2 separate regions of the Homo sapiens genome follow, and region 1 is linked to region 2. A link is an interaction called in ENCODE POLR2A ChIA-PET data of the cell type or tissue named here. Cell type or tissue: HepG2. All regions are shown on one strand. Links, peaks and the distances in the headings refer to the core of each region. The heading gives the core; the rest is flanking DNA. Region 1 has its middle 8.9 kb from the start of OSTCP2. Region 2 overlaps GPN2 (GPN-loop GTPase 2).

Region 1 (5,372 bases), core at 197-5,196, 95 kb after region 2:
CTCTGTCGTCCGGGCTGGAGTGCAATGGCATGATCTTGGCTCGCTGCAACCTCCGCCTCCCGGGTTCAAGTGATTCTCCTGCCTCAGCCTCCCGAGAAGCAGGGACTACAGGCATGTACCACGCCTAGCTAATTTTTTGTATTTTTAGTAGAGATGGGGTTTCACCCTGTTAGGCAGGATGGTCTTGATCTCCTGACCTGGTGATCTGCCCGCCTCGGCCTCCCAAAGTGCTGGGATTACAGGCATGAGCCACCGAGCCGGTCACTTTTTTTTTTTTTTTTTTGGAGACAGGGTCTCATTCTGTCACCCAGGCGGGAGTGCAGTGGCACCATCTTGGCTCACCGCAACCTCCACCTCCAGGGTTCAAGCACTTCTCATGCCTCAGCCTCCTGAGTAGCTGGGACTACAGGTGTGTGCCACCACGCCCAGTTAATTTTTTGTATTTTTAGTAAAGACGGAGTTTCACCATGTCGGCCAGGCTGGTCTAGAACTCCTGACCTCAGGTGATCTGCCCACCTCAGCCTCCCAAAGTGCTGGGATTACAGGCATGAACCCCCACGCCTGGCCCTATTATCTTTTAAATCTCAGCAACAACTATAGTTAAGTCCCTTTCTTCAAGCCTAACATTGTTTATTTGTGCCACCTCCCTTTCTTTGTCTTGATCAATTTTGCCAGGAGTTGCTCAGTATCGTTACTCTATCAGTTAGGAATTGGATTCAGCTGGAATCTAATCCGAGGCCAGCAGCTCACTGTTCTGTCATCCCGAGGGCCAGGCCCCTGCTTGTTCCTAAGGTTCTTGATGGCATTCACCAAATCTGAGTTTCTGACAGCAAGATGGAGAAAAGTAGAGAGAAAAGGGCAAAGGTTGTGGCTACTTGTTCTCACTGGCCGCTTAATATCAGCCCAAGGCTCAGCCCTTGGTCCTCTCCTCTCATCTCACGGTCATCTCATCCAGTTCAGTGCCAGCTATGTGATCATTCCAAATTCATATCTACAGCCCCATCCCCTGCCTTGAGCTCCAGAAACAATTTCAACTGCCCACTTGAAATCTCTGCTTGAATATCTAAAAGGCATTTCAAACTCAACATGTCTAAAATTGCACTCCCTAGAAAAGAAATCCAACACAATGCTGGAGCCCCAAATGGCCCCTTTCTTCTGAATGCTTTCTGATTGCAATGGTGATTGCAACTTGGCTTCCCCTCCCCAAATAGAATACAACTCCTGGTACTGCATCATTCAATGGAACTCAACCTGTATTTTATTTTATTTTTTTTTAGATGGAGTTTTGCTCTTGTTGCCCAGCTGGAGTGCAATGGCACGATCTCTTGGCTCATCGCAACCTCCACCTCCCGGGTTCAAGCGATTCTCCTACCTCAGCCTCCCAAGTAGCTGGGATTACAGACATGTGCCACCACACCCGGCTAATTTTGTATTTTTAGTAGAGACGGGGTTTCTCCATGTTGGTCAGGCTGGTCTCGAACTCCCGACCTCAGGTGATCCGCCTGCCTTGGCCTCCCAAAGTGCTGGGATTATAGGCGTGAGCCACTGTGCCCAGCCAGGTGCATTAAAAAAAAAAAGAAAGAAAGAAAGAAAGAAAGAAAATAGAAGCCGGGCACGGTAACTCACACCTGTAATGCCAGCACTTTGGGAGGCCGAGGTGGGCTGATCACCTGAGGTCAGGAGTTCCAGATCAGCCTGGCCAACATGGTGAAACCCCGTCTCTACTAAAAATACAAAAATTAGCCGGGCATGGTGGCATGCGCCTGTAGTCCCAGCTACTTGGGAGGCTGAGGCAGGAGAATCTCTGGAACCCGGGAGGCGGAGGTTGCAGTGAGCCAAGATGGCGCCACTGCACTCCAGCCTGGACAACAGAGTGAGACTCCATTTCAAAAAGAAAATAGAATGGCATAGAATAGATTGGCAAGGAAATATCAGTGTGCCCCACACATAATTGGGGTGAGTATGGCTTGTGAAACTTTTGTCTATATATTGGGTCCTGTTGTAAAATGCCAAATCATGAGCTGAAGTAAAAAAAATTTTTGACTGATCTAGGCCTCAGGGTTCAACAGGTGGCCTCGGGGTTCAACAGGTGCCCTTGGGACAAATGCCAGCTATAAGGCTCATTTACTGAAGAGGAGTGGCCCTTTCTTATTATTTCTGTTAATTTTTTTCCCTTACTGCATAGTCAGTCCATTGTGGAGGCCAAAGCAACTCCACCTTGGATGCTAATCTGTCATGTTGACTTCTGATTAACCCTAGTTCCAGGAAGGCCTCTAAGATTTCCAGTTCTTTGTGTAAGCACAGGTACTTACCATAAATCCTGCCCTTAAGTCAACCTTAAAACAACCTTGATGTTTTCATACTTCAGTTGTCCTATACATCTCTTCAGAATCATGTCTACTCTTTCCCTGTGGTAGATAAGCCCTGGGTCAGGGGTAATGACACAGGGATCCACCATCACTGTCCCCCGAGAAACAGGCATAGCTTCTGTTTGTAAGTCCCTATTACATGTTTCTTTCTGAAAAACTGGATCTGTCAGCCTTTTTTTCTTTCTTTCTTTCTTTTCTTTCTTTCTTTCTTTCTTTCTTTCTCTCTTTCTTTCTTTCCTTTTCTTTCTTTCTTTTTTTTTTTTTTTTGAGATGGATTTTTGCTCCTGTTGCCCAGGCTGGAGTGCAATGGCGCAATCTTGGCTCACTGCAACCTCCACCTCCCAGGTTCAAGCCATTCTCCTGCCTCAGTCTCCCTAGTAGCTGGGATTACAGGTGCCCACCACCACGCCCGGCTAATTTTTTGTATTTTTAGTAGAGATGGGGTTTCACTATGTTGGCCAAGCTGGTCTCAAACTCCTGACCTCAGGTGTTCCACCCACCTCAGCCTCCCAAAGTGCTGTGCCACCATGCCCGGCTTAGCCTTTTTCTTCAGCCTCTTAGCTTCTTCAGACTTTGAGGATAGGTTTGCATAGGCCTGCCCAGGACAGGACTTCAGGACATCATCAATGCCTTATAAAAGATAATTTTGGAACATATCTATATTTTTTTAAGTGCTATATATGAGGAAGGGTTTCTCTGCACCCTTCTTCTTCCATTTTGTTGGAAATGGAACTCTCTTCCTGTGGCTCTATCCCTTCTCATTCCGTCAGCACAGAGTGTTGTGTTCCTGCTTTAGGTGCTGACTGCATTCCACAAATGAGCCAAATTCTCTTCTGCAAAGTCTTTGCACTTTCTGTTCCTTCCCTCTGGGTTGCTCCTTCATGGCACTCCCTGGACTGGCTCCCTTGCATCCTTCAGAATTTATTGGCTCACTTAACTAAAAAGTCCAAGGGTAGAACTACCTTCAGATACTCCTGGCATCAGGTGCTCAGGTGATTTTACCACTCATCTGGTTTCTCTGTTTCTGTGCTCTCCTGCCAGGCAGGCGCGTCCTCAGGCAGGCACTTTTCTTGTGATGGCAAGATGGCTGCCTGCATCTCCATGTTTATAATCTATTTGGTCAAAAATTCTCAAGTGGCCGGGTGTGGTGGCTCACGCCTGTAATCCCAGCACTTTGGGAGGCTGAGGTGGGTGGATCATGAGGTCAGGAGCTCAAGACCAGCCTGGCCAAGATGGTGAAACCCCGTCTGTACTAAAAATATAAAAGTTATCCGGGCATGGTGGCGGGCGCCTGTCATCCTAGCTATTCAGGAGGATGAGGCAGGGAGTTGCTTGAACTCCATCTCAAAAAAAAAAAAAAATTCTCAAATAAAGAGTTTCTCTTTCTCAACAGTTTCAGCAAACATCCCAGTATTGAGTTTCATTGGCCAGGCCAGGGTCACAAGCCCATTCCTAAAGATGGGCCCATTCCTAAAGACAAAAAACATGCACTGAGGCCGGGTGCGGTGGCTCATGCCTGTAATCCCAGCACTTTGGGAGGCCGAGGCAGGCAGATCACCTGAGGTCAGGAGTTCGAGACCAGCCTGACCAACATGGAGAAACCCTGTCTCTACTAAAAATACAAAATTAGTCGGGCGCGGTGGTACATGCCTGTAATCCCAGCTACTCGGGAGGCTGAGGCAGGAGAATCACTTGAACCTAGGAGGTGGAGGTTGAGGTGAGCCGAGATTGTGCACTCCAGCCTGGGCAACAAGAGCAAAACTCTGTCTCAAAAAAAAAACCAAAAAAAAAACCCAACAAACATGCACTGAGCAGGTAGGAGAGATGGTTCCCCACAAAATATAAAGTCACTGTTACCAAAAGTAGGACAAATGGATGCTTGGAGGGCAAAAGCCACAGCTGCCTACTCCATCATCCTCGACTTCCCTTTCTACTGTAGGTTTCCTTGGTTATTCCCTACACTTCACTGTTCACTTCCTTCATAGCGCATATGACCTTATTTGTGTAGACTCTATGGCCTTCCTCTCTTGCCCTGGCTTGAGAGTGCTCAGAGGGAAGGGTTCTTGCCTGTCTTGATCACTGCTACATCCCCAGCACTTGGAGCAGTGTCTGCACACAGTAAGTGCTTAATAAAGGCTTGTGGCAGGAATGAACTTGCTGGAGAGCCAGGCTCTCATGCTTTCTTTTTCCTTTCAACTTCTTTTATTATTATGATTATTTTTTTTTTGGAGAAGGGGGTCTTGCTCTGTCACCCTGCTAAAAGGCAGTGGCACCATCATAGCCCACTACAGTCCCAACCTCCCAGGCTCAAGCAATCCTCCTCCCTCAGCCTCCCTAATAGCTGGGGCTACAGGAGCGTGCCACCACACCCAGCTAATTAAAAAAAAAAAAATTTCTTTTGGCCAGGCACGGTGATTCATGCCTGTAACCCCAGCACTTTGGGAGGCCGAGGCAGTGGATCACCTGAGGTCAAGAGTTCGAGACCAGCCTGGCTAACATGGTGAAACCCTGTTTCTACTAAAAATACAAAAAATTAGCCTGGCGTGGTGGCACGCGCCTGTAATCCCAGCTACTTGGGAGGCTGAGGCAGGATAATCACTTGAACTGGGGAGGCAAAGGTTGCAGTGAGCTGAGATCACGCCATTCTCCATCTCAAAAAAAAAAAAAAATTGTAGAGGCCGGGCACAGTGGCTCACACCTGTAATCCCAGCACTTTGGGAGGCCAAGGCAGGCAGATTACTTGAGATCCAGAGTTCTAGACCAGCCTGGCCAACATGGTGAAACCCCGTCTCTACAAAAATACAAAAATTAGCCGGGCATGGCAGCATGCACCTATAATCCCAGGTGCTCAGGAGGCTGAGGCGGAATCACTTGAACCCAGGAGGCAGAGATTGCAGGGAGCCAAGATTTCGCCACTGCATCCCAGCCTGGGCAGCAAAGTGAGACGTCGTCTCAAAAAAAAAAAAAAAATTCTCCTTTCGGCTCAGAGGAGGCCAAGGTGCA
Region 2 (5,372 bases), core at 227-5,226:
TGTGAATTATATGCTTTGGGGAAATACTGATTATTCCAAGGCTAGGTGACACTCCCTCATTCTTCCCCAAACCCCTGGGCCCGGAAGACTGAAGAAAAGTTTGGAAGTCACAAAAAGTAGAAAATAAACTCTTGTATTGTAGCACATTTCATCACAGCCTGACTAGGACCAGTGCTCGACTTTCTGGTGGCAGGGCCCAGAGCTCACGGACACCACTGACAGTATGGGGGGTGTTCTGCTTGGCACCATGTCTGGCTTTTTGGCCAGAAGTCCTTTGCAGAGCTGAATATCCCCTTGCCAGCCCGCCAGCTCTGGCTGGGAGGACTTGCTCTTGGGTCTGCAGCCTGCATCAGGAGCCTCCACTTTCCCCAGTGCTGGATTATGCATCCTGCTCTCCAGGGTCCACCTTGTTGCTACAGCTGCATGGCTTCCTGCTCCACTGACTGGTTCGAGGGTGCCAGGTACTTCTCCTGGATGCCCAGTGTGCTGAGGAAGGGTGCGTCAAGGCTGATAGCATAGGCAGAGGATGGGGAGCTGGTCTGGGCAGGATCTGACTTCCGCTGATGCCTACACTCCAACCATGTCCATCCCTCTCTTCCTCATAATTATAGGGACCAATCAGGTATGAGAAGCCTCCAAAAACACCCAGACTCAAATGCTCCTCTATCTGCCTCTTCCACACACTGCTGCGGATCAAAGGACTGGACAGTACTAACCTTGCAATTTTGCGTTATGGCACATGCTCTGGAGCCAGACTAAGGGAGTTCAAAACCTGATGATGTCTGGGTCTGGGGTCTGACGAGGACATGGAGGTTAGCCATGGCTAGGTTGGCTATGTTAGGACACCATGGCTGTTGTACTACCAGATGGCTCCAAAGTAAGAAACAGATTCTACACCCACCAAAACCAAGGTTTGAACTGTTCTTCCAAAACATCCCGGGAGAGGGACCTTGGGCCTGTCGCCTCAATTATAAAAGGGGTTGAAATGAGGATTAAATGACCCTGCAAGTAAAGCACTTAGCCCACCAAATGATGTTCGAGTTACAGACCTTTCTTTTTCTTTTTTTTGAGACAGAGTCTCACTCTGTCACCAAGCTGGAGTGCAGTGGCGCGATCTCGGCTCACCGCAACCTCCAACTCCCTGGTTCAAGCAATTCTCCTGCCTCAGCCTCCAGAGTAGCTGGGACTACAGGTACATGCCAGCACACCCAGCTAATTTTTCTATTTTTAGTAGAGACAGGGTTTCACCATGTTGACAGAAATGGTCTCGATCTCCTGACCTCGTGATCCGCCCGCCTTGGCCTCCCAAAGTGCTGGGATTACAGGCGTAAGCCACCACGCCTGGCCAAAAATAAATTTTTATACTTTAAAAAAAAAAAAGAGAGAGAGATGGGGTCTCACTATGTTACCCAGTCTGGTCTCAAACTCCTGGCCTTGAGCAATCCTCCCACCTTTAACTCCCAAAGTGTTGGAATTACAGGCATGAAGCCATTACACTTGGCCCATGCCATCTTATTTGCAACCCTTGAAACCTGTCTCAACTTTGAACCCCTATGCCTTTGCATGTTCTCTTAACTTGAATTCCCTTTTCTTCTTCATTAGACTGGCTAACCCTCACCTTGAAATGACACAACTCACGTGTCATGCCTCCATAAAGCTTTCCTTACCCACCTACCCTTCAGCAAAGCTGACCACTCCCTTATTTGTATCAGTCCCTACTCTCTTACAGAGAGCTGCTGAATCTTAAGGGGGTTAGGGTCAGGGCAGAATCTAAAATCAGCACAAATGTATATGGTTAAAAATACTCTTTAAAATTCCTCAAATTATTTGTTAAATGCAGCATACATGGTTTTGTGAATAGAATCCTTTATATATACGAATACATAAAGTAACGTACAGATGCTCCTTGACTTATGATGGGGTTACATCCTGATAAACCCATCCTAAATCAAAAATATCTTAAGTCGAAAATGCATTTAATACACATAACCTACCACACATCATAGCTTAGTTTCGCCTACCTTAAATATTCTTAGAACACTTACGTTAGCTGCATTTGGGCAAAATTATCTAACACAAAGCCTATTTTACAATAAAGTATTGAATATCTCATGTAATTTATTGAATACTGTACTGAAAGTGAAAGAATGATTGATAGGTACCCAAAGTATGATTTCTACTGAATGCATATAGCTTTCACACCATCATAAAGTTGAGCCATCATAAGTTGGGAACCATCTGTACGGTGTACAAAATACTACATTATTTAAATTGCTTCTCCCAGCCTAGGCTGTATGGTGAAACCCCATCTCTACAAAAATTAGCTGGCCACAGTGGCACACGCCCATAGTCCTAGCTATTCAGGAGGCTGAAGTGGGAGGATCACTTGAGCCCAGGGAGGTCAAGGCTGCAGTGAGCTGAGATCACGCCACTGCACTCCAGCCTGGGCAACAGAGTGAGACTCTGCCTCACAAAATAAACAAACATAAACTGCCCTTCCCAGCTGGGGACGATGGCTCATGCCTGTGATCCCAGCACTTTGGGAGGCTGAGGTGGGAGGGTAACGAGCCCAGGAGTTCAAGGTCGCAGTGAGCTATGATTGCATCACTGCACTCCAGCCTGGGCAAAGGAGCAAGACCCTGCCTCTAAGAAATAAATATAAAAGTTGCAGGCCGGGCATGGTGGCTCACGCCTATAATCCCAGCACTTTGGGAGGCCAAGGCAGGTGGATCACCTGAGTTCAGGAGTTCGAAACCAGCCTGGCCAACATGGTAAAACGCTGTCTCTACTAAAAATACAAAAAATTAGCTGAGCGTGGTGGCGGGCGCCTATTATCCCACTTACTCGGGAGGCTGAGGCAGGAGAATTGCTTGAACGTGGGAGATGGAGGTTGCAGTGAGCTGAGATTGCACCATTGCACTCCAACTGGGGCAACAAGATTGACGGTCCGTCTCAAAAAAAAAAAAAAAAAAGGGCCAGGTGTGGTGGAGCATGCCTGTAATCCCAGCTACTTAGGAGGCTGAGGGAGGAGAATCACTTGAACCCTGGAGTTGGAGATTGCATTCCAGCCTGGGCAACAACAGCAAAAGAAAGTCCATCTTAAATTTAAAAAAAAAATTGCTCCTCCCCTCTTTTGCTGAGCACATGCAGTCCAATTGGCCTACATTAACTGCAGGTGTGACGCAGCTCCTTAGTACCTTCATCAGGGACTGCACACTCTACTGCCATCATTTATAAGTCATTCCTCCAACCCCGACCCCATGAGCTTTGTTTCCCACATATGGCTCGAGAAACATCAGTAAGTGTTGGCTGGAATTATTTTCCTCTATACCCTAAGACTCCTGAGTCCCCCTTGTCTCCAGCATGCTGCATAGATGCTGAATCTGTGAGAGCATCAGCCTAGAGGGCCTGGACTTTTCTGTCCTGCTTCACGCATGGCCTCTGTGACCTGATGGACACCTACCCATGACCTTGGCTCCAGCCTCATTAGTCACTAACCAAGCTCCAAAAGTCTGGCTGCCTCTTGGACAGCTCTGGATGTCCCATGGACCCCTGAACACAGCACATCTGCCAGCTCTTGTCCCTTTCATCCATGTGACAAACCTGCTCCCTCCTCCTTTTCCTGCCTCAGTGATTAGTACAACCACCCACCGTCTAAGCCAGAGATCTGGGAAGCTAAGTTCTACTCCAGCTCCATCTATCCCATTCAGTCACTGACTCTTACAGTCTATCTCCTTAGTATTTTTCCATTCTACACCTTTCTTTCTATTCTCACTACAAATCTTTCAACCCTTCTCACCTAGCAAGACTGTAAAACTCTTTTGCCCCCAATCACGTCCCTTAAATGCATTTTCCACAATTGCAGGGGCTTTTCTAAAATGTACATCTGATTGTGTCACACCCTGTTCAACAGTACTGCTTGAATACTTGCTCCCACTGCCCACCCATGAACTGAAGTCCACATTCCTTAGTAGGGCACTCAGGCCCCTCCCTCGGCAGCCCTGCCTGTACCCCTGCAACGCCCTTTCCTCTTCACATGCAACACACCAGGAACTGGACTCCTGCATCTCTCCCGAATGACTAATGCCCTCTCATTTCTGGGCCTCTGTATTTGTTACTCCTATTGATCAATATCCTCTCTTGTCCTCAGTACAACCAACTCTGAAGCCAAGGGACCACCTTTGCACATGAGAGACAGTCATCAGGAAGCCCAACTGATCAATATGAAATCAGTCATCCACGGCCGGGCGCAGTGGCTCATGCCTGTAATCCCAGCACTTTGGGAGGCTGAGGCAGGTGGATCACCTGAGGTCAAGAGTTCCAGACCAGCCTGGCCAACATGGTGAAACCCCGTCTCTACTAAAAATATAAAAACTAACTGGGCACAGTGGCGCACACTAATACCAGCTACTTGGGAGGCTGAGGCAGGAGAATTGCTTGAATATGGGAGGCAGAGGTTACACAGAGCCAAGATTGCGCCATTGTGCGATCCAGCCTGGGCAACAAGAGCGAAACTCCCTTTCAAAAAAAAAAAAGAAAAAAGAAATTGGGTGGATCACAAGGTCAGGAGATCAAGACCATCCTGGCCAACACAGTGAAACCCCGTCTCTACTAAAAATACAAAAAATTAGCTGGGCGTGGTGGTGGGTGGCTGTAGTCCCAGCTACTCAGGAGGCTGGGGCAGGAGAGTGGCGTGAACCCGGGAGGCAGAGCTTGCAGTGAGCTGAGATCGTGCCACTGCACTCCAGCCTGGGCGACAGAGCAAGACTCCATCTCAAAAAAAAAAAAAAAAAAAGAAATTGGTCATCCACAAGGTTGATGACTGCACCTCCTGTGGCCATTCTTGAGTCCCATGTCTCACCCTCTCTGCTATGGCCAGGAAGCTGGCAAGGATACGAAGAGAAATGGAAGTCGGCTCCCATTGCGGCAGACATCATGGCTTCCAAGCTTCGCTGCTCTTGGGCTCTGAAACAGTATCCATTGGCTTTATCCACAGCCTGCAGGACTCGCTGGATGCTCTCCTTGTCCTGAGCAGGGAGGAGAGAAACAGTTCTGTGAGTGAAACAGAAGTATGTAAAACTGCTTGCAATCTCTAAATACACCTTCCTCCATCTTGCCTCTGTACCTGTAGCTTTCTTGGCCTGGAGTAGTTCTACATGTCCCCAAAGGCTGGATAAATCTCATGTTTCCTGACCACCAACTCACTCAGATTAGAACAGATAAGCTCCCCTATGCATATCCACAGTCCCCTGGGTTTACACCTATTGTACATGGTATCCCTGCCATGTAATAAACGCCTATTAACTCACCTGCCTCCCCTACTCAACTAAACACCCCTTAGGGCCAGGTCATCTGTCGCAGTATTCCCAGTG

What was found. ChIA-PET counts read pairs that join two places held together with the same protein. Peaks named below come from ENCODE experiments on the same cell type or tissue, not always from the same donor. Only the 100,000 strongest peaks of a DNase experiment are listed, where the experiment ranks them.
Region 1: POLR2A ChIA-PET joins it to region 2 with 5 read pairs; 7 of 35 experiments call an interaction of 5 or more read pairs at or near these places.

The regions. Positions count from the first base shown.
Region 1 is chr1:26,974,740-26,980,111 of GRCh38, forward strand. It overlaps the pseudogene RPL12P13. Among named protein-coding and RNA genes, the nearest start is that of OSTCP2, 8.9 kb to the right of the region's middle. In HepG2, for the core only: no CTCF peak of the experiment used is centred there; no DNase peak of the experiment used is centred there.
Region 2 is chr1:26,879,264-26,884,635 of GRCh38, forward strand. GPN2 (GPN-loop GTPase 2) reads right to left here. Exons shown (of 5, transcript NM_018066.4): 4 at 4,897-5,027; 5 at 1-486. The coding sequence ends at 414. Among named protein-coding and RNA genes, the nearest start is that of GPN2-AS1, 5.8 kb to the left of the region's middle. In HepG2, for the core only: no CTCF peak of the experiment used is centred there; DNase peaks (open chromatin) are centred at 2,538 and 4,014.